Regions from separate parts of the Homo sapiens genome. Here region 2 is linked to region 1. Evidence: read pairs that join two places in POLR2A ChIA-PET (ENCODE). Cell type or tissue: CD4-positive, alpha-beta T cell. All regions are shown on one strand. Links, peaks and the distances in the headings refer to the core of each region. The heading gives the core; the rest is flanking DNA.

Region 1 (10,375 bases), core at 3,317-5,816:
TTTCTTTCTCTTTCTTTCTTTCTTTTTTTTTTTTTTTTTTTTTTGAGACGGAGTCTCACTCTGTAGCCCAGGCTGGAGTGCAGTGGCATGATTTTGGCTAGCCGTAACCTCTGTCTCTTAGGTTCAAGCGATTCTCCTGCCTCAGCCTCCCTAGTAGCTGGGATTACAGGCGTGCACCACCACTCCCGGCTAATTTTTGTATTTTTAGTAGACACGGGGTTTTACATTGTTGGCCAGGCTGGTCTCGAACTCCTGACCTCAAGAGATCTGCCCGCCTCAGCCTCCCAAGTAGCTGGGACTACAGACGCATACCACCATGACCAGCTAATTTATTTTTATTTTTGTAGAGATGGTGTCTTGCTATGTTGCCCAGGCTGGTCTCGAATTCCTAGGCTCAAGCAATCCTCTTGCCTCAACCTCCCAAGTATCTGGGACCACAGGAGTGCCACCACATCTGGCTAATTTTATTATTTTTAATTTTTAATTTTTAATTTTTATTTTATTTTATTTTTTAGTATTTATTGATCATTCTTGGGTGTTTCTCGGAGAGGGGGATTTGGCAAGGTCATAGGACAATAGTGGAGGGAAGGTCAGCAGATAAACATGTGAACAAGGGTCTCTGGTTTTCCTAGGCAGAGGTCCCTGCGGCCTTCCGCAGTGTTTGTGTCCCTGGGTACTTGAGATTAGGGAGTGGTGATGACTCTTAACGAGCATGCTGCCTTCAAGCATCTGTTTAACAAAGCACATCTTGCACCGCCCTTAATCCATTTAACCCTGAGTTGACACAGCACATGTTTCAGAGAGCAAGAGATTGGGGGTAAGGTTATAGATTAACAGCATCCCAAGGCAGAAGAATTTTTCTTAGTACAGAACAAAATGGAGTCTCCCATGTCTACTTCTTTCTACACAGACACAGCAACAATCTGATTTCTCTTTCCTTTCCCCACACTTCCCCGCCTTCCACTCGACAAAACCGCCATCGTCATCATGGCCTGTTCTCAATGAGCTGCTGGGTACACCACCCAGACGGGGTGGCGGCCGGGCAGAGGCGCCCCCCACCTGCCGGACGGGGCGGCTGGCCAGGCGGGGGCTGCCCCCCACCTTCTGGAGGGGGCGGCTGCCGGGCGGAGGGGCTCCTCACTTCTCAGACGGGGCGGCTGGGCAGAGACGCTCCTCACCTCCCAGACGGGGTGGTGGTCGGGCAGAGACACTCCTCCGTTCCCAGACGGGGTCGCGGCCAGGCAGAGGCGCTCCTCACATCCCAGACGGGGCGGCGGGGCAGAGGCACTCCCCACATCTCAGACTATGGGCGGCGGGGCAGAGATGCTCCTCACTTCCTAGACGGGATGGCGGCCGAGAAGAGGCGCTCCTCACCTCCCAGACTGGGCGGCCGGGCAGAGGGGCTCCTCACATCCCAGACGATGGGCGGCCAGGCAGAGACGCTCCTCGCTTCCCAGACTGGGTGGCGGCCGGGCAGAGGCCGCAATCTTGGCACTTTGGGAGGCCAGGGCAGGCGGCTGGGAGGTGGAGGTTGTAGCGAGCCAGAGATCACGCCACTGCACTCCAGCCTGGGCAGCATTGAGCACTGAGTGAGACTCCGTCTGCAATCCCGGCACCTCGGGAGGCCGAGGCTAGCAAGATCACTCGCGGTTAGGAGCTGGAGACCAGCCCGGCCAACACGGCGAAACCCCGTCTCCACCAAAAAAAATACAAAAACCAGTCAGTCGTGGCGGCGCGCGCCTGCAATCCCAGGCACTTGGCAGGCTGAGGCAGGAGAATCAGGCAGGGAGGTTGCAGTGAGCCGAGATGGCGGCATTACAGTCCAGCCTCCGCTCGGCATCAGAGGGAGACCATGGAGAGAGAGGGAGAGGGAGAAGGAGACCGTGGGGAGAGGGAGAGGGAGAGGGAGAGCTCTTTTTAATTTTTTTTGTAGAGGCCAGAGTCTTGCTATGTTGCCCAGGCTGGTTTCAAACTCCTGGCCTCAAGTGATCCTCCTGCCTCAGCCTCCTACAGTGCTGGGATTACAGGTGTGAGCCACTGCACCCAGCTGGCTATGTGGTTTCTTGTGCATCACTCTATCCCTAGTGCGCTGCACACAGCCTGGCACACAGTAGGTGCTCAGTAAGTGCTTTCTGAGTGAATGATTGGGAGAAGCAGAAAGTATTCCAAGGGAGGCATGGGCAATTGTTTTTTTGTGTTTTTTTGAGATGGAGTTTTGCTCTTGTTGCCCAGGGTGGAGTGCAATGGCACGATCTCTGCTCACTGCAACCTCCGCCTCCTGGGTTCAAGCAATTCTCCTGGGTTCAAGCGATTCTCCTGCATTCAAGTGATTCTCCTGCCTCAGCCTCCTGAGTAGCTGGAATTACAGGCATGCGCCACCACACTTGGATAATTTTGTATTTTAGTAGAGACGGGGTTTCTCCCTGTTGGTCAGGCTGGTCTCAAACTCCCGACCTCAGGTGATCCACATGCCTCGGCCTCCTAAAGTGCTGGGATTACAGGCGTGAGCCTCCGTGCCCAGCCAGGCAATTTTGTTAATCGCTGAATCTTCCAGTTTCCACATGCCTCCTCCTCTCTCCAACCCTTCTCGCCCTAACTTTTCCAGATTGTGCATGAAATTTCTAGATTGTGCATGAATGCCCTGCCCAGCCCTGCACATTCAGAATTCATTTGAATTGAACCTGAGAGGTGGAGGTTGTACCGAGCTGAGATGGTGCTACTGCACTCCAGCCTGGGCGACAGACCGAGACTCTGTCTCAAAAACAAACAAACAAGCAAAAACCACAAAAAACCTGTACATGAGCTGGGCAAGGCTGAGTGTGGTGGCTCACACCTGTGATCCCAGTGCCTCCAGAGGGTGAGGCGGGAGGAATGGCTTGAGGTCAGGAGTTTGAGACCAGCCTGGGCAACATAGTGAGACCCTGTCTATAAAAAAAATAAAGAATTAGCCAGGTGTAGTGGCGCATATCTGTGGTCCCTGCTACTTGGGAGGCTGACAAGGGAGGTTCGCTTGAGCCCAGGAATTTGAGGCTGCAGTGAGCTATGATTGTGCCACTGCCCTCCAGCCTGGGTGACAGAGTAAAAGACAATAGCAACAAAAACGCTGAATGAAATACAGCAAACATGCTTTTAAGTTATCAGCTAAGTTCACAAAAAAGTAAGAGAAATCTCCAAGGAACACAGAGGAGGGGAAGTTAGTGCTGAGGCGCCACATTCCTTGACCCTGTGAGATAAAGGCTGCAGTGAGCCGTGTTCACACTGCTGCACTACAGCCTGGGCAACAGAACAAGGCTCTGTCTCAAAAAAAAAAAAAGAAAAAGAGAAAAAGAAACCTCGTCTCCAAAAAAAAAAAAAAAATTAAAAATCAGCCTGTAGTCCCAGCTATTCAGGAGGCTGCGGTGGGAGGATCGCCTAATCCCAGGAGCTCCATGTTGCAGTGAGCTGTGATCAGGCCACTGTACTCCAGCCTGGGTGATAGAACAAGACTCCATCCCCTCCCCTCAAAATAAAAATAAATTGAAAAAATAAAGAACAAATTAAAACAAGGTCATTAGGATGGACCCTAATCCAAATGACCACTATCCTTATAAAATGAGGAGGTATGGGCTGGGTGCAGTGGCTCGTGCCTGTAATCCCAGCACTTTGGGAAGCTGAGGCAGGTGGATCATTTGAAGTCAAGAGTTCAAGACCAGTCTGGCCAACGTAGTGAAACCCTGTATCTACCCAAAATACAAAAATTAGCTGGGTGTGGTGGCGCATGCCTGTAATCACAGCTATTTGGGAGGCTGAGGCATGAGAACTGCTTGAACCTGGGAGGTGGAGATTGCAGTGAGCTGAGATTGTGCCACTGCAGTCCAACCTGGGGGACAGAGGAAGACTCTGTCTCAAAAAAAGAAAAAAAAAAAGAAAAGATGAGGTGATATGGACACAGAGACAAGCATTAAAGAAAGACTATGTGAAGACACAGAAACAAGGCAACTGGCTCTAAGCCAAGGAGAGAGACCTCAGAAAGAATCAACCCTGCTGACACCTTATTCTTGGACATACACCCTCCGGAACTGTGAAATGCCCTGTTTTATAAGCTTCCCTGTCTGTGGTGCTTGGTCATGACAGCCTTAGCAAACTCATACACGTCCCCTCTTCCCAACTGCTGCTTCCTGGCATCACCACCTCTCAGACAAAGTACTTGTATTAAATCCTTGTTTCAGTGGTGGCTTCCACGGAACCCAAACTAAGACAAGGCCACCCCAGGGTACAAAAGGTGGCATGGGGAAAGAAGAGAGTCTCTGGGGAGCATTGTCATGCAGAGAAAGGAAAGGAGAGGTCTTCAAGGAAGTAGAGCCAGACCTCAGTTTCAGAAGCCATTGTATTTGCTCCCAGAACCCATGAGAAAAAACTTCTGCTGTGGTGGTGGTGGTGAATCCCACAATAGGAAGCTTCTCTGTGGTTTTGAGCCACAAAAGAAAGTTGTAGCCCATTGTTTCATGGCCACAAAGGAAATGGTTTCCAGTTGGGTGATGGTTCGCTTGGGTTGCTGGGAGGATCTGACCTCAACCTTCCTGCTGCACCCTGGGCAATGGTGCATCTTCTCTTCCGGCATCTTCTCTCTCCTGTTTTTCAAGTTTACTCTTTTTTTTTTTTTTTTTTTTTTTTTTTTGATACGGAGTCTCACTCTGTCACCCGGGCTGGAGTGCTGTGGCGCGATCCTGGCTCACTGCAAGCTCCGCCTCCTGGCTTCAAGCGATTCTCATGCCTCAGCCTCCCGAGTAGCTGGGATTACAGGCATGTGCCACCATGCTCAGTGGCTAATTTTTGTATTTTTAGTAGAGACGGGGTTTCACCATGTTGGCCAGGCTGGTCTCAAACTCCTGACCTCAAGTGATCCATCTACCTCGGCTTCCCAAAGTGCTGGAATTACAAGCGTAAGCCACCACACCTGGCCCAAGTTTACTCTTTCTAAAAAGAATTTATTTGGGGTTTGCTCTGTTGCCCAGGTTGGATGCAACCTGGTGGTATGATCATAGCTCACTGTAGCCTTGAAATCCTGGATTCAAGTGATCCTCCTGCCTCAGCCTCCTGAGTAGCTGGGACTACAGGTGTCCATCACCTGACCCAGTAATTAAAATTTTTTTTTGTAGAGATGGGGTCTTGCTATGTTGCCCACACTGGTCTTGAACTCCTGGCCTCAAACAATCCTATTGCCTCCAATACATCTGGCCCAGGTTTACTCTTTTTTTTTTTAGACAGTATGTTGCTCTTGTTGCCCAGGCTGGAGTGCAGTGGCACAATCTCGGCTCACAGCAACCTCTGCCTCCTGGGTTCAAGCGATTCTCGTGCCTCACCTCAGCCTCCTGAGTAGCTGGGATTACAGGTGCGTGCCACCACCCCCAGCTAATTTTTTTGTATTTTTAATAGAGACAAGGTTTCACCATGTTGGCCAGACTGGACTCAAACTCCTGACCTGAAGTGATCCACCCGCCTCGGCCTCCCAAAGTGCTGGAATTACAGGCATGAGGCACTGCCGCTCAGCCCCCAGGTTTACTCTTTTTTTTTTTTTTTTCTTTTTTTGAGACAGAGTTTCACTCTTGTTGCCCAGGCTGGAGTGCAATGGCATGATCTCGGCTCACTGCAACCTCTGCCTCCCGGTTTCAAGCGATTCTCCTGCCTCAGCCTCCCGAGTAGCTGGGATTACAGGCATGCACCACTATGCCCTACTAATTTTGTTTTTTTTTTTTTTAGTAGAGACGAGGTTTCTCCATCTTGGTCAGGCTGGTTGTAAACTCCCAACCTCAGGTAATCCGCCCACCTTGGCCTCCCAAAGTGCTGGGATTACAGGCATGAGCTGCCGCGCCCAGCCAGGTTTACTCTTAATTTAAGGTTGAGCCCCTGGGCTGCACACTCAGCCTTGTGGATGGATGACTGGCTTTGGGCCAAGGTTTGGCTTGCAGCTTCTCCTCACTCTCAGCCTAGAGGCAAAAACTTTTCTTTCTTTTTGTTAAAAACAGCTTTACTGAGATATAGTCTACACAGTATAGAATTCACCCCTCGAAAGTGTACAATTCAATGGTTTTTCCTATATTCAGAATTGTACAACCATCACCCAGCCTATTTTGGAACACTGTCTCATCTCCTCAAAAAGCAGCTCCACAGCCTTTAGCTATCATTCCCCTATCCCCTCGTCCCTGCCGCCTCACCCCTAAGCAACTACGAATCTACTAGTCTGGACTGTCACATGAGTGCAATCATACAACATCTGTCATTTCGTGTCTGGCTTATTTCACATAGCTTAAAGTTTGTAAGATTCATCTGCAGCCTGTGTGACTGTATCATTCCTTTAAATTTTGTTTTAATTTTTAAAATTGAGATGGAATCTCCCATGTTGTCCAGGCTTGTCTTGAACTCTTCGGCTCAAACGATCCTCCTACCTCAGTCTCCCAAAGTGCTGGGATTACAGGCGTGAGCCACCGTGTCTGGACATTCATTCCTTTTTTTAATTTTTTTGAGACAGAGTCTTGCTCTGTCACCCAGGCTGGAGTGCAGTGGCGCTATCTCAGCCCACTGCAACCTCTGTCTCCTGGGTTCAAGCGATTCTCCTGCCTCAGCCTCCTGAGTAGCTGGGACTAGAGGTATGCGCCACCACGCCTGGCTAATTTTTGTGGTTTTAGTAGAGAAGGAGTTTCACCATGTTGGCCAGGCTGGTCTTGAACACCTGACCTCAGGTGATCCGCCCTCCTTTGCCTCCTAAAGTGCTGGGATTACAGGCTTGAGCCATCACGCCTGGCCGACATTCATTCCTTTTAAAGGCTGGATAATATTCCATTGTATGGATAGACCACATTTTATTTATCCGTTCATCAGTGGATGGCCCCTATGGACTATTGTTAGCGGTGCTCTTACGCCATTTGAGTTACACATTTTTGCATGGACATATGATTTCATTTCTCTTGGGTACGTATATACCTAGGAGTGGAATTGCTCGGTCATATGGTAATTCCACTTTTAATCTTTTTTTTTTTGTCCTGTAGAGGTGGATTCTCGCTGGTCTTGAACTCCTGGACTCATATGATCCTCCTGCCTTGGCCTCCCAAAGTGCTGGGATTATAAGCATAAACCACTGTACCCAGCCCTTTCTGTAATTTTTTTTTTTTTTGAGACAGTTTCATTCTGTCGCCCAGGCTGGAGTGCAGTGGCACGATCTTGCCTCACTGCAACCTCTGCCTCCTGGGTTCAAGCAATTCTCCTGTCTCAGCCTCCTGAGGAGCTGGGATTACAGGTGCTCACCACCACGCCCGGCTAATTTTTTGTATTTTTAGTAGGGTTTTAGTAGGGTTTCACCATGTTGGCCAGGCTGGTCTCCAACTCTTGACCTCAGGTGATCCACCCACTTTGGCCTCCCAAAGTGCTGGGATTACAGGCCGTGAGCCACCGCACCCGGCCCTATGTGTAACCTCTTGAGAAGCTCTCAGACTGTTCTCCAAAGCTGTTGCCCCAGCTGACATTCCCACCAGTGGTGTATGAGGGTTCTGATTTCTTTGTGTCCTTGTGTGAAAATACTTCTTTAACCAATTTTACAGATAAGACTAAAATATACTGAGGCCCAGCAACGAGCTCAAGCTCCCACAGCTACTGAGACACAGAGCTGGGGCAGGTGCCCAGGTATCCAGACTCCAGACATCAGGATTTGCTCATTTCATTGAGGCTTTAACAAAGACTCTGTGGATCTTTATTGAGCTCCTGTTACATACCAAGCACTGAAGACACACAGTGAACAAACCAATGTAGAAAGGACTCAGATAGCTTAAAATAATAATAGGCCAGTGCCCAGTAGCATACACCTGTAATCCCAGCACTTTGGGAGGTCAAGGCGGGATGATCACTTAAGCCCAGGAGTTTGAGACTAGCCTGGGAAACATGGTGAAACCCCATCTCTACAAAAAATCTAAAACTTAGCTGGTCATGGGTCAGGCACTCCCAAAGTGCAGTGCTCCCACTGTACTCCAGCCTGAGCGACAGAGCGAGACTCCTTCTCAAAAAAAAAAAAAAAAAAAAGGTTAGCTGGTCATGATGGGGGCACATGCCTGTAGTCCCAGCTATTCAGGAGGCTGAGGTGGGCGGACTGCTTGCGCCTGGGGAGGTTGAGACAGTAGTGAGCCAAGATCACGCCACTGCATTCCAGCCCCAGTAACAGACTGAGACCCTGCCTTAATAAAAAGGAAAAAAAAAGTTAAAAATTTAAAAAATATTTGAATTCAGGATGGCAGGGACTACATCTGTATTTTTTGGCATCACAATTGGCATACACTAGGTGCTCAATGGATGCTTATTGAATGAAAGGTTGAATGAATTAGTGAATGAGCAGATGTCACCCATCAGAAAGAATCACTGACCTTGGAGTCAGGAGACCCATCTTCAAATCTGGGCTCCTCTGTTCCAGGCAATGAGCCTCATCTGTTTTTTGTTTTTTGAGACAGAGTCTTGCTCTACTGCCCAGGCTGGAGTGCAGTGGTGCAATCTTGGCTCACTGCAACATCCACCTCCCAAGGTGAATCAATTCTCTTGCCTCAGCCTCTCGAGTAGCTGGGATTACAGGCATGCACCACTGTGCCCAGGTAATTTTTGTATTTTTTGTAGAGACAGGGTTTTGCCATGTTGCCCAGGCTGGTCTCAAACTCCTGACTTCAGGTGAACTGCCCACCTCAGCCTCCCAAAGTGCTGGGATGACAGGTGTGAGCCACCGCACCCGGCCAAGCCTCATTTGTAAAGTGGACATGACAATAGCACCTACCTCTAAGCATGGGAGTGAAGATTCTAGATCATTCTAGCACCTGGCATGAAGTAAAGGCTTCAATAAATGTATACACCAACTCTCCCAGATCTTCTGAAAGAGAAGCACAGAAAACAGTCTGAACACAGCCTGGAAGGAGAATTCCTGTGCTGGGTGGGTTATTTTCCATGAACCCCGAGGACCTGGCTAAGTTTCAGGTCAGAGCTGTTTTTTTTTCCCCCAAAATTCTCTCATTTGCTCTGGTCCAAGTGGAGATCCTGGTTCCCAGTGTCCCCCCTGCCCCCACCCCCTTCCCGCCAGGCGCAGCAGGGAGCGTCCGCTGAGACAGCAAGAAAACCCACCCAAGAATGCAGAGGCCTCAGCTGAGGACAGCACTTGTAATTCAGCTTGGTCACCCTTTAAAAACAATTGTAAGGCCAGGAGTATAATCAATGTACTCGTGCCTGTAATTCCAGCTCTTTAGGAGGCTAAGATGGGTGAATGGCTTGAGTCCAGGAGTTTGAGACCAGCCTGGCCAACATGGTGAAACACCGTCTCTATCAAAAATAATAAGAATAATAGGCCGAGCACGGTGACTCACACCTGTCATCCCAGCACTTTGGGAGGCTGAAGCGGGCGGATCACCTGAGGTCAGGAGTTTGAGTCCAGCCTGGCCAACATGGTGAAACCCCATCTCTACTAAAAATACAAACAATTAACGGGGCGTGGTGGCACATGCCTGTAATCCCAGCTACCTGGGAGGCTGAGGCAGGACAATTGCTTAAACTTGGGAGGCGGAGGTTGCAGTGAGCTGAGATCGCGCCATTGCACTCCAGCCTGGACGACAGAGCAAGACTCCCTCTCAAAAATAAAATAAAATAATAATAATAAAGGCAGATCTTTTTTTTTCTTCTTGGTCTTTTTATCCTATTATAGTAATAATAACTGCATAGTGCATGCTGAGATAAGAGGCAGTGGTCGCTCCAATCACTGCCTCTTCTGATGTCTCGTGGCCTCTTCCCTTCTGTGTCTAAATGTTCCTCTCCTCTCTTTCTCTCTCTCTCTCTTTTTTTTTTTTGAGACAGAGTCTCGCTTTGCCGCCCAGGCTGGAGTGCAGTGGCGCAATCTCAGCTCACTGCCACCTCTGCCTCTCGGGTTCAAGCAATTCTCCTGCCTCATCCTCCCGAGTAGCTGGGAGTACAGGCGTGCACCACCACATCCGGCATATTTTTGTATTTTAGTAGAGACAGGGTTTCACCATGTTGGTCAGGCTGGTCTTGAACTCCAGATTTCAAGTGATCCACCTTCCTTGGCCTACCAAAGTGCTGGGATTACAGGTATGAGCCACCATGCCTGGCTGGATTTTTCAAGAGACGCCTCAAATCCAGACTTCTCCATTGAAAATATTTTGAATTTTTATTTTATTATTATTTCTTTTAGACAGAGTCTCACTCTGTTGTCCAGGCTGGAGTGCAGTGGTACCATCATGGCTCACTGCAGCCTTGACCTTCTGGGCTCAAGCGGATCCTCCCGCTTCGGCCTCCCAAAGTGCTGGAATTACAGGTGTGAGCCACCACAGCTTGCCTTGTTTTTTTTTTTTTTTTGAAACTG
Region 2 (10,375 bases), core at 3,670-6,169, 210 kb after region 1:
GGATGGTCTCGATCTCCTGACCTCGTGATCCGCCCACCTCGGCCTCCCAAAGTGCTGGGATTACAGGTGTGAGCCACCGCACCTGGCCAAGGGCAGCTTTATTGAACACCTACTATATGCCAGGCTCTGGACTGGGGTATCTGTCAACTCTGTGAAGGGCCCAGCTGTTAGCCCAATTAATCGATGGGGAAACTGAGGTTCAAGGCTCTGTGGTTTGGCCAAGGTCTCACAGGTGGCCAGTGGCAGGACTGGGACTGGATTTGAGGGCTATCAGCCTCTGTGGGCCTGGAACAGGCAGCCCCAATTGATTCATTCCTTTGTTCCTTCACTCTTTAACTTACTAGAACAACCCTGGCTCCAGCTTGCAGGCCTGGCTTGCACTAAGTGCTTAATACATGCTCAATCAATGCATGGCATGGCACAAAGGCCTGTTGTTGCATCCTCCCATGCCAGGTCCTGGGGTGTGACAAGTCCCTGTCTTTGCCTTCAGGGACACCTCGTCAAATTTCAAGGGGCAAACTAGAGGTAGGACATCCTGGTGGTGCCATGGCCTGGGCCTTGTGGGCCTGGCCCAGGCTGCTCCGGGTGGCGGCCTCACCTGGAAGCTGCTGAGGGCCACGTAGACTTGGCTGCAGCCCTCGTATGGGCAGTGGAACATCTCGAGCAGGCCGTCAGCATCCATCACCCGCGACCGCTTGCTCCGCCGCCTCCTGGAGGGGAAGGGGCCATGACATCGGGGCTCCCGCACCAGGCAGGCTGGGGGCCTGCGGGCCGCTTCTAGCCCTCGCCCTCACCCTTGCCCGCCCCGGCACCCACTTCTCAGGCTCCTTGGGGATTTCATAGATGATGGCTGACATGTCGCTGCCGTCCAGCTCCTCCCCGTCCGCCTCTGCCTCAGGCTCTGCGCTCTCAGGCACCGTTGTTGCCAGCTCCGGGGCTACTGGCTCCTCCTTCTCCTCCTTCTTTAGCAAGCACAGGTCCTCCTTCTCTACAGGGTGGACACAGGGTGGTGTCCGCAGGGGACGAAGGCTGCCGAGGTGCCCACTTCGAGGGCCATTCCTCGCCCGGCCCCTCCCAGGCCCAACCACCCCTGGCCAGAGGCCACGACAGGTCCCCCAGACCTTTCTTGGTCTCGATGCCTGCTACTGCGGTGGCGTCCATGGTGCTAGGCTGGCTACCCTCGGGCTCTGTCTGGGTGTAGGCTGCCACACCCTCCATCATGGCACAGGGCACCTCCTCGCCCAGTCCACTGCCGGGGACACCGCTGCCTGCTGCCATGTTGAGGTGAATGCCCTCGGCCGTGAGAGCGTCGTAACCAGGGCCCGCAATGATGATCACCTGTGAGCCGGGCACCATGCCTGGCATGGGGCAGCTGGCCACCACCTCACCCAGGGCCTCCTGGGGCACGTTCTCAAAGAGGGCGCTGGGGCCCGCACCCACTTGCACAGGCACCGGCACGCACACCACTGTCTCCAGGGCTTCAGGCCCATTGCCTGCTGGGTTGGAGCACAGCGGGGTACCCTGCTCGGCCAGGCTTTCCACGTGGTGGACGTCAAAGGGAATGTGCACGCCCTCCTGAGTGATGAGCCCGCTGCTGCCCACCGGGCTGGTGGGCGTCGCTGCCGCTGCCGCTGCCGCAGCCTTGACCGGCTGGCCCTCAGGAGACTCCTCAGAGTCAGAGGCAGAGCCAGAGCTGGATGAGTCAGAGCTGCCAGCCACCAGCCCATTGCCCACTGTGGGGACAGAAGAAAGGGAGTGGTTATGATAGCTGCAGCCACTGGTATTTGTTTATTTAGTTTTTATTTTATTTTATTTATTTATTTATTTATTTTTTTGAGACAGAGTCTCACTCTGTCACCCAGGCTGGAGTGCAGTGGTGCGATCTCAGCTCACTGCAACCTTGGCATCCCCGGTTCCAGTGATTCTCCTGCCTCAGGCTCCCGAGTAGCTGGGACTACAGGTGTGCGCCACCACACCTGGCTTTTTTTTTTTTTCCTGAGATGGAGTCTCACTCTGTCACCCAGGCTGGAGTGCAGTGGCGCGATCTCTGCTCACTACAAGCTCTGCCTCCCAGGTTCATGCCATTCTCCCACCTCAGCCTCCCGAGTAGCTGGGACTACAGGCATGTGCCGCCATGCCCGGCTAATGTTTTGTATTTTTAATAGAGATAGGGGTTCACCAGGATGGTCTCGATCTCCTGACCTCGTGATCCACCCACCTCTGCCTCCCAAAGTGCTGGGATTACAGGTGTGAGCCACCGCGCCTGGCCCACACCCGGCTAATTTTTGTATTTTTAGTAGAGACGGGGTTTCATCATGTTGGCCAGGCTGGTCTCAAACTCCTGACCTCAAGTCATCTGCCCGCCTCAGCCTCCCAAAGTGTTAGAATGACAGTCATGAGCCACCGTGCCTGGCTGAATTTTTCTTTTCTTTTCTTTTTTTTTTTGAGATGGAGTCTCGCTCTGTCACACAGGCTGGAGTGCAGTGGCGCAATATTGGCTCACTGCAAGCTCCGCTTCCCAGGTTCACACCATTCTCCTGCCTCAGCCTCCCGAGTAGCTGGGACTACAGGCAACCGCCACCACGCCCAGCTAATTTTTGTATTTTTAGTAGAGATGGAGTTTCACTGTGTTAGCCAGGATGGTCTCGATCTCCTGACCTTATGATCCGCCCACCTCGGCCTCCGAAAGTGCTGGGATTACAGGCATGAGCCACCGCATCCGGCCTGAGTTTTTCTTTTTTTTTTTTGAGACAGAGTTTCGTTCTGTCACCCAGGCTGGAGTGCAATGGTGCAATCTTGGCTCACTGTAACCTCTGCCTCCTGGGTTCAAGCGATTCTCCTGCCTCAGCCTCCTGAGTAGCTGGGATTACAGGCGTGCACCACCACACCTGGCTAATTTGTGTGTTTTTAGTAGAGATGAGGTTTTGCCATGTTGGCCAGGCTAGCCTCAAACTCCTGACCTTGGGTGATCCATCCACCTCGGCTCCCCAAAGTGCTAGAATTATAGTCATGAGCCACCACATCTGGCCCGATTTTGTTTTTGTTTTGAGATGGAGTCTCCCTCTGTCACCCAGGCTGGAGTGCAGTGGTGCGATCCGGGCTCACTGCAACCTCTACCTCCCAGGTTCAAGCAACTCTTGTGCCTCAGCCTCCTGAGTAAATGGGATTACAGGTGCATGCAACCACACCTGGCTAATTTTTGTATTTTTAGTAGAGACGGGATTCCCCATTTTGGCCAGGCTGATCTCGAACTTCTGACCTCAGGTGATCTGCCCGCCCGGGCCTCCCAAAGTGCTGGAATTACAGACATGAGGCACCTCGTGTGGCCCTGATTTTCCCAAGTAGAGATCAGGTCTTGTTATGCTACCCAGGCTGTGGCCTTGAACTCCTGGGCTCCAGTGATCCTCCCACCTCAGCCTCCCAAAGTGCTGGGATTACAGGCGGGAGCCACCATGCCCGGCCAGCAGTTGGTATTTGTTGAGGGCTCTTCAGGGGCTAGACACTGTGACCCTCTCACTGCTTAAAACAGCAGTCACTTCTCAATCCCCACTGTCCCTAACTGTTCCAAGATGACTGACCCAGCTGACCACCCCTACTCCAGGGGACACTCTCCTCTCTTAGCCCCCAGACCCACGCTGTGGTATCCTGGGCCCTTCCTGGTGGCTCCTTCCAAGTTTATTTGGTTCTTGCAGGCCTGGAAGGCTTGGCCTGGGGCCTCTCCTCAGCGCTCACCTTACCCCCAGGCTTGCCCAGGCTAATGGGGTTAAAGGCCACCCTCCGATTCTCGATGCCAACTGAATGTCCAATAATTCAATCCAATCTGACATTATCTTCCCGGAGTGGGCGTCAAATCCTCCAAGTTAAAGGCTCAGTCCCACAAGACCGCCGGACTTCAGATGTCAGCTGCAAGTCCTGGGCTACCCTGTATGTCTGACCAATGGGCTCTAAATGGGGGGTTTCCATGACCCCATCCTCAGGTTTGATAATTTGTTAGAACAACTCACAGAACTCAGAAAATGGCTCTACCTACAATTACAGCTTTATTACAAAGGATTCAACTCAGCGACAGCCAAAGGGAAGAGATGCACAGGGCAAGATACGGGGGTATGGTATGGGCTTCCATGCCCTCTCCGGGGGTACCACCGTCCCAGCATCTCAATCTGGAACTGTTCACCAATCTGGGACTGTTCAAGAGGGTTTTTGTTGTTCTGTTGTTGTTGTTGTTTGTTTTTTTGAGACAGAGCCTTGCTCTGTTGTGTAAGCTGTAGTGAAGTGGCACAATCTCGGCTCACTGCAACCTCCGCCTCCCAGGTTTAAAAAATTCTCCTGCCTCAGCCTCCTGAGTAGCTGGGACTACAGGCACACGCCACCATGTCAGGCTAATTTTTTTTTTTGTATTTTTAGTAGAGATGGGTTTTCATCATGTTGGTCAGGCTGGTCTGGAACTCCTGACCTCAGGTGATCTGCCCGCCTTGGCCTCCCAAAGTGCTGGGATTACAGGTGTGAGCCACCGCGACTGGCCAAGTATGTATTCTTATTACTACAACCATCCATGGCCTGGTGATTCCATCTGCAGCTTCTGCCTACACCTCCATGTCGAGCTCCAGATTCTTCCATCTCATTGGCCCCCTAAGAGTGTCTCACAGGCATCTCAAACTCAGATCTGCAACACTGGGCTCTGTATCTTCCCTTCTACAAAGCCTGCACTGCTCACGGGTGTCCCTGACTCAGCGGAAGGCAGCTCAGTCTCTCCAGTGGCTCAGGCCAAAGTCCTGGGGCTCTTGTTGACTTCTCTCTCTCTCACACCCACTTCCAATCTGTCAGCAAAACCTGTTGGTGCTGCATCCAAAATACATCCACCCGCAGCCTGAACGCTTCTCCCACTTCCCCTGCAGATGCTAGTTGCGGCCCCACCGGCCCCCTGCCAGGGCCAGTGCAGTCCCTTCTTTTGGGTCCCCGGCTCCTAAGAACCTACTCTTTACCTCCTGTGAAAGAAGCAGGCCAGCTACTCACTAAATCCCTCTCTTCCTGGCACCAGCACCGACTACATTTCCCAGCATCTCTTGCAGGTAGGTGTGGCCATGTGGCTGAGTCCCAGCCAATGGAATGCAAGTGGACAGGTGCTCCCAAGGTTGAGTCTCCACTTTTCTCCCCACCAGTAAGCCAGGACCCACAAGGAGGCTGGAGCCATAGGAAGGAAAGAACCTGGGTCCAGGGATGAAAGGCAGTCTGCAGGATGGAAGCACCAGGCTTTGTATGTGGGAAACAAACCACTGTGCCAGGTCACGAGAGCTGGAGTGCGTCTGTTTCAGGAGGTGTTCCATCACCTCCTGTCCTCGCCTCCTCTCCTAATGTCCTTGGAGACACTAGATAGGTTCCTGCCTCAAGGCCTTTGCACCTGCCATTCCCTCGGCTTGAATCCTCTTTTTTTTTTTGAGATGGAGTCTCGCTCTGTCGCCCAGGCTGGAGTGCAGTGGCACGATCTTGGCTCACTGCAAGCTCTGCCTCCCAGGTTCACACCATTCTCCTGCCTCAGCCTCCCAAGTAGCTGGGACTACAGGTGCCGCCACCACGCCCAGCTAATTTTTAGTAGAGACAGGGTTTCACCGTGTTAGCCAGGATGGTCTCGATCTCCTGACCTCATGATCCGCCCACCTCGGCCTCCCAAAGTGCTGGGATTACAGACGTGAGCCACCGCACCCGGCCGGCTTGAATCCTCTTCTGTCTGACACCTGAGAGGGCTCCTCCCTCCCCTCCATCAGATCCTTCATTAAAGGTATTTTTTCAGGGGGAATTTCCTGACCATTCTGTCTCAAATAGTTCCTTTTTCCCTCCTTTATTTTTTCCCAAAGCACATACCACCTTACAGTGCACTCTATATTTTATTTTATTTTTGAGATGGAGTTTTGCTCGTTACCCAGGCTGGAGTGCAATGGTGCAGTCTCGGCTCACTGCAACCTCCACCTTCCAAGTTCAAGTGATTCTCCTGCCTCAGTCTCCTGAGTAGCTGGGATTACAGGCACACCCCACCATGCCCCGCCAATTTTTATATTTTTAGTGGAGACAATGTTTCACCATATTGGACAGGCTGCGAACTCCTGACCTCAAGTGATCCACTCACCTTAGCCTCCCAAAGTGCTGGGATTACAGGCGTGAGCCACCACGCCCAGCCTGTATTTTAATTAATTTATTTTTTTGAGACAGTGTCTCCCTCTGTCACCTAGGCTGGAATGCACTGGCACAGTCATAGCTCACTGCAGCCTCGAGCTCCTAGGTTCAAGCGATCCTCCTGCTTCGGCCTCCTAAAGCACTGGGAGAGGTGCACCACCATGCCCAGCTAACTTTTTCATTTTTTTGCTAGAGATGGGGTCTCACTATGTTGCCCAGGCTGTTCTCTAAGCCGTGGCCTCAAGCAATCCTAACTTGGCTTCCCAAAGCACTGGGATTACAGGCTTGAGCCACTGTGCCCAGCCTGCACTCTATATTTTTATTGGTTTATCCTGCTTACAATCCGCTTCCCCTCTAGAATGTAAACTCCGTAAGGTTGCGGGGTCCCGGTGCAGAGCCCCCAGTGCCGAGAAGGCTGTGTGGTGCACAGTGAGGGCTCGTTCCAATAAATGAATCAATCTCTGCTCCCTAGTCTTGGCTCACTGCAGCCTCTGCCTCCCGGGTTCAAGTGATTCTGATGCTTCTGCCTGCCAAGTAGCTGGAAGTACAGGCACACACCACCACACCTGGCTAATTTTTTGTATTTTTAGTAGAGACCGGGTTTTGCCATGTTGCCCAGGCTGGTCTCGAACTTCTAGCCTCAAGTGATCCACCTGCCTTGGCCTCCCAAAGTGCTGGGCTGGCATTACAGGTGTGAGCCACTGTACCCGGCCCTCGGGAGTGTTTTTTTTTTTTTCTAGACAGAGTCTTGCTCTGTTGCCCAGGCTGGAATGCAGTGGTGCGATCTTGGCTCACTGCAACCTCCGCCTCCTGGGTTTCAGTGATTCTCCTGCCTCAGCCTCCCAAGTAGCTAGGATTACAGGCATGCGCCACCATGCCCAGCTCATTTTTGTATTTTTAGTAGAGATGGGGTTTCACCATGTTGGCCAGGCTGGTCTTGAGCTCCTGGTCTCAAGTGATCCACCTGCCTCGGCCTCCCAAAGTGCTGGGATTACAGGTGTGAGCCACCGTGCCCAGCCTTTGTTTTGGGTCTTTAATGAGTAAATATGTATAAGGGTTTAGGACAGTAGGAGATTAAAAGTATGTACCCTGTAAGTTTCCTATTATTATCTCAGTGCCATTCAGGGCAGTGAGATGCCCACTGTTGATGGACCTGGGGTGGCAGCAGGGTTGGGGATAAGGAGGATCAGCCCCTCTTTCTGGATAATTTCCCCTTGTCCTGTATTCTGCAGGGTGGGCAAACTCTCTGGCACCATCCAGAAGGAGGGCGCAGTGTCCTAATGAGTGGAGGGAAGGGCCAGAGCACGCGTCTGGGTCCACCTGACTGCAGCACCTGCTAAGTTTGGCTGACCCCAGACTTCTCCTCAGGTAATGACAGCACCAACAGAAATAGCCATGGGCAAGGCCCGGTGGCATATGCCTGTAATCCCAGCACTTTGGGAGGCCAAGGCAGGAGGATTACTAGATCCCAGGAGTTTGAGACCAGCCTGGGCAACACAGTGAGATCCCATCTCTACAAAAAATTTAAAAATCAGCTGGCTGTGGTGGTGTGTGCCTGTGTTCCCAGCTACTCAGGAGGCCAGGGTGGGAGGATCACTTGAGCCCAGGAATTGGAGGCTGAAGTGAGCTATGATGGCACCACTGCACTCCAGCCTGGGCAACCGTGAGACCCTGTCTTAAAAAAAATAAATAAAAATAAAAAGCCAGGTATGGTGGCTCACACCAGTAATCCCAGCACTTAGGGAGGCCGAGGCAGGAGGATCACTTGAGGCTGGGAGTTCGAGACCAGCCTGGCCAAAGTGGTGAAAACCCACGTCTACTAAAAATACAAAAATTAGCTGGGCATGGTGGCTCACGCCTGTAATCCCAGCTACTAGGGAGGCTGAGGTGAGAGAATTGCTTCAACCTGGGAGGCAGAGGTTGCAGTGAGCCAAGATCGCACCACTGCACTCCAGCTTGGGTGACAGAGACAGAATCTGTCTCAAAAAGATAACATAACATAACATAACATAACATAACATAACATAACATAACATAACATAAAACATAACATAACATAACATAACATAAGGCCGGGTGCAGTGGCTCACGCCTGTAATCCCAGAACTTTGGAAGGCCGAGGTGGGTGGATCAACTGAGGTCAGGAGTTCAAGACCAGCCGGCCAACATGGTGAAACCCAGTGTCTACTAAAAATACAAAAATTAGCCAGGTGTGGTGGCAGATGCCTGTAATCCCAGCTACTAGGGAGGCTGAGGAAGGAGAATGGCTGGAACCTGAGGCTTGGCTTGCAGTGAGCCGAGATCGCGCCATTGCACTCCAGCCTGGGCGACAAGAGCGAGACCCTGTCTCAGATAAATAAATACATACATAAATAAATAATAAAAAGTTGAGTTGGGGCGTAAGTAAGCTGCTCTGGGCACCACCCACACCCCAGCCTGACCCATCACCAAATGGGCCAGTCAGATCACTCCTGGGGCTTGGGATTCCTTGACTGCCAAGTGGGGCTGATGACAAGGCCATGGGGAAGATTCATGGTGGCTCTGGGCAGGGCCAGGAGTGGCACACAGTGAGGGGGCAGTAAAAGGCAGAGGAGGGCGGAATGCAGATCATGGGATGGGGCAGCCGAGAGGCCACTGCACGCTGAGAGCCTGGCCGACACTTGGTGGGACGGTCGTTGGCGGGGGCGCCCACCCGGAACACCTCTCGCCCCCGGCTTCCCCTCGGCCAGCTGGGATGCCACCTGCTCCGAGATGCCAGCCAGCGCAGGCTCAGCCCTGGTGACCGCCCCACCCTCAGCCCTGACAGGACGCCTGGCAGTGTGCCCTACGCTCCTTCTCCAGCCATTGCCGAACCCCTGAGGCTGCCGGCAGCCCCCTCACCACTCACCGGGGCCAACTGAGCCTCCCTCACTGAGTCCCTGCCCCGTGGGATGGGAAGGAGAGAGGCAGGGACCGCGAAGGTGGGGAGGGAGGAGGAGAAAGGGGAATAGAAGGAAACAAGAGAAAGAGAGAGAGGGAGATGAGACAGAAAATGAAAGATCAAGGAAGGAGGAGACAGAGGCAGCTCAAGGGAGGAGAAATGGGGAACAGGAGGGAAACAGAATGGAGGGGGAAGGCAAGAAACGAAGCCTGGAAAGGCAGAAGGCAAGAGAATGCAACTGGGAGCCAGAGAAAATCGAAAAGGAGGTAGCGGCCAGCTTAGCCAGGGCTCAGGAGAGCATCACAGCCTATGAAGCCATAAGGCCTGGGTGGTTTAGGCGGCCGTTTCGCTGTGGGGGCCGAGCCCTGCCCCAGCAGGCCTGCCCCCGCCCCAGCTGCCAAGCCAGGGCTCCTGGGCCCTCAGCCAGCCCTGCCTGGGACTGGCCTTGGGCACAGATTGGCAAACTGCTCCATAAAGAGGGACTGCCTCCCCACTCAAGCTCTGTAAGGACGCAAAGAGGGCAAGGCCACGAAGGACTCAGCCTGGCCCATCGTGTCCCTGCTCTGCCCCAGTGCCAGAGCCAGAGCCAGAGCCACTGTGGCTGCTATTCTGTTTGTGATGCTAGCCTAGGGCTCGTAAGAAGCCCCCAGAAATGGGCGGCCCCCTATGTGCCCTCGCCCTGCAGACCTACCTTTGTCACTGTCAGGGTCTGAGTCGCTGAGGGGCTTCAGGGGCGAATGCAGGTCCTGGAAGTAGCGGTGGCCAGCTTCGCACTGCCACACGGCCGTGGTGTACAGGCCAAAAGTGGGGTCTAGCTCCGCCAGGTGCGGCTCGTACGGGCAGCGGTGCTTGTGGTCCTCGTACCAGATCACCACGTTCTTCAGGCAGTTCACGTTGCGTCGCCGCCCTATGGACACAGGGCCGAGGAGTGGGTATAAGGGACAGGGCTCAGCCCATGGTGACATGGCTGCCTGAACCACCGGGGCTTTATGGGTCCCATGGGTTTGGAGGCCCTCCTGAGTACCATCCAGGCCTGTACCCAGTTTAAAGGGGGAAACTGAGGCTCAGAGAGGAGAGGCACCCCCTGGAGGTAACGGGGACTGTTCTATTGGCAAAGTCATGTAAACAGTGGAGCCTGGTGCACAGTAGGTGCATAATAATTGTTAGCTGCTTGTTAATTGTTCTCATCTTCATCAAACGCCTAGACCAGCGCAGTCCTCAGGCCCAGGACTCCCAGGCTCCCGCCCTAACCACCCCCTACAGCCGCAAGGGGGCGCCTGTGAATGC

What was found. Peaks named below come from ENCODE experiments on the same cell type or tissue, not always from the same donor. Only the 100,000 strongest peaks of a DNase experiment are listed, where the experiment ranks them.
Region 2: POLR2A ChIA-PET joins it to region 1 with 6 read pairs; 5 of 35 experiments call an interaction of 5 or more read pairs at or near these places.

What each region holds. Positions count from the first base shown.
Region 1 is chr19:11,275,623-11,285,997 of GRCh38, forward strand. No RefSeq gene overlaps it. Among named protein-coding and RNA genes, the nearest start is that of TSPAN16, 15 kb to the right of the region's middle. In CD4-positive, alpha-beta T cell, for the core only: no CTCF peak of the experiment used is centred there; a DNase peak (open chromatin) is centred at 4,509.
Region 2 is chr19:11,486,171-11,496,545 of GRCh38, forward strand. ZNF653 (zinc finger protein 653) reads right to left here. Exons shown (of 9, transcript NM_138783.4): 3 at 9,780-9,995; 4 at 1,122-1,733; 5 at 817-988; 6 at 599-710. MIR7974 (microRNA 7974) reads right to left here and starts at 9,452; the gene lies at 9,374-9,452. In CD4-positive, alpha-beta T cell, for the core only: no CTCF peak of the experiment used is centred there; no DNase peak of the experiment used is centred there.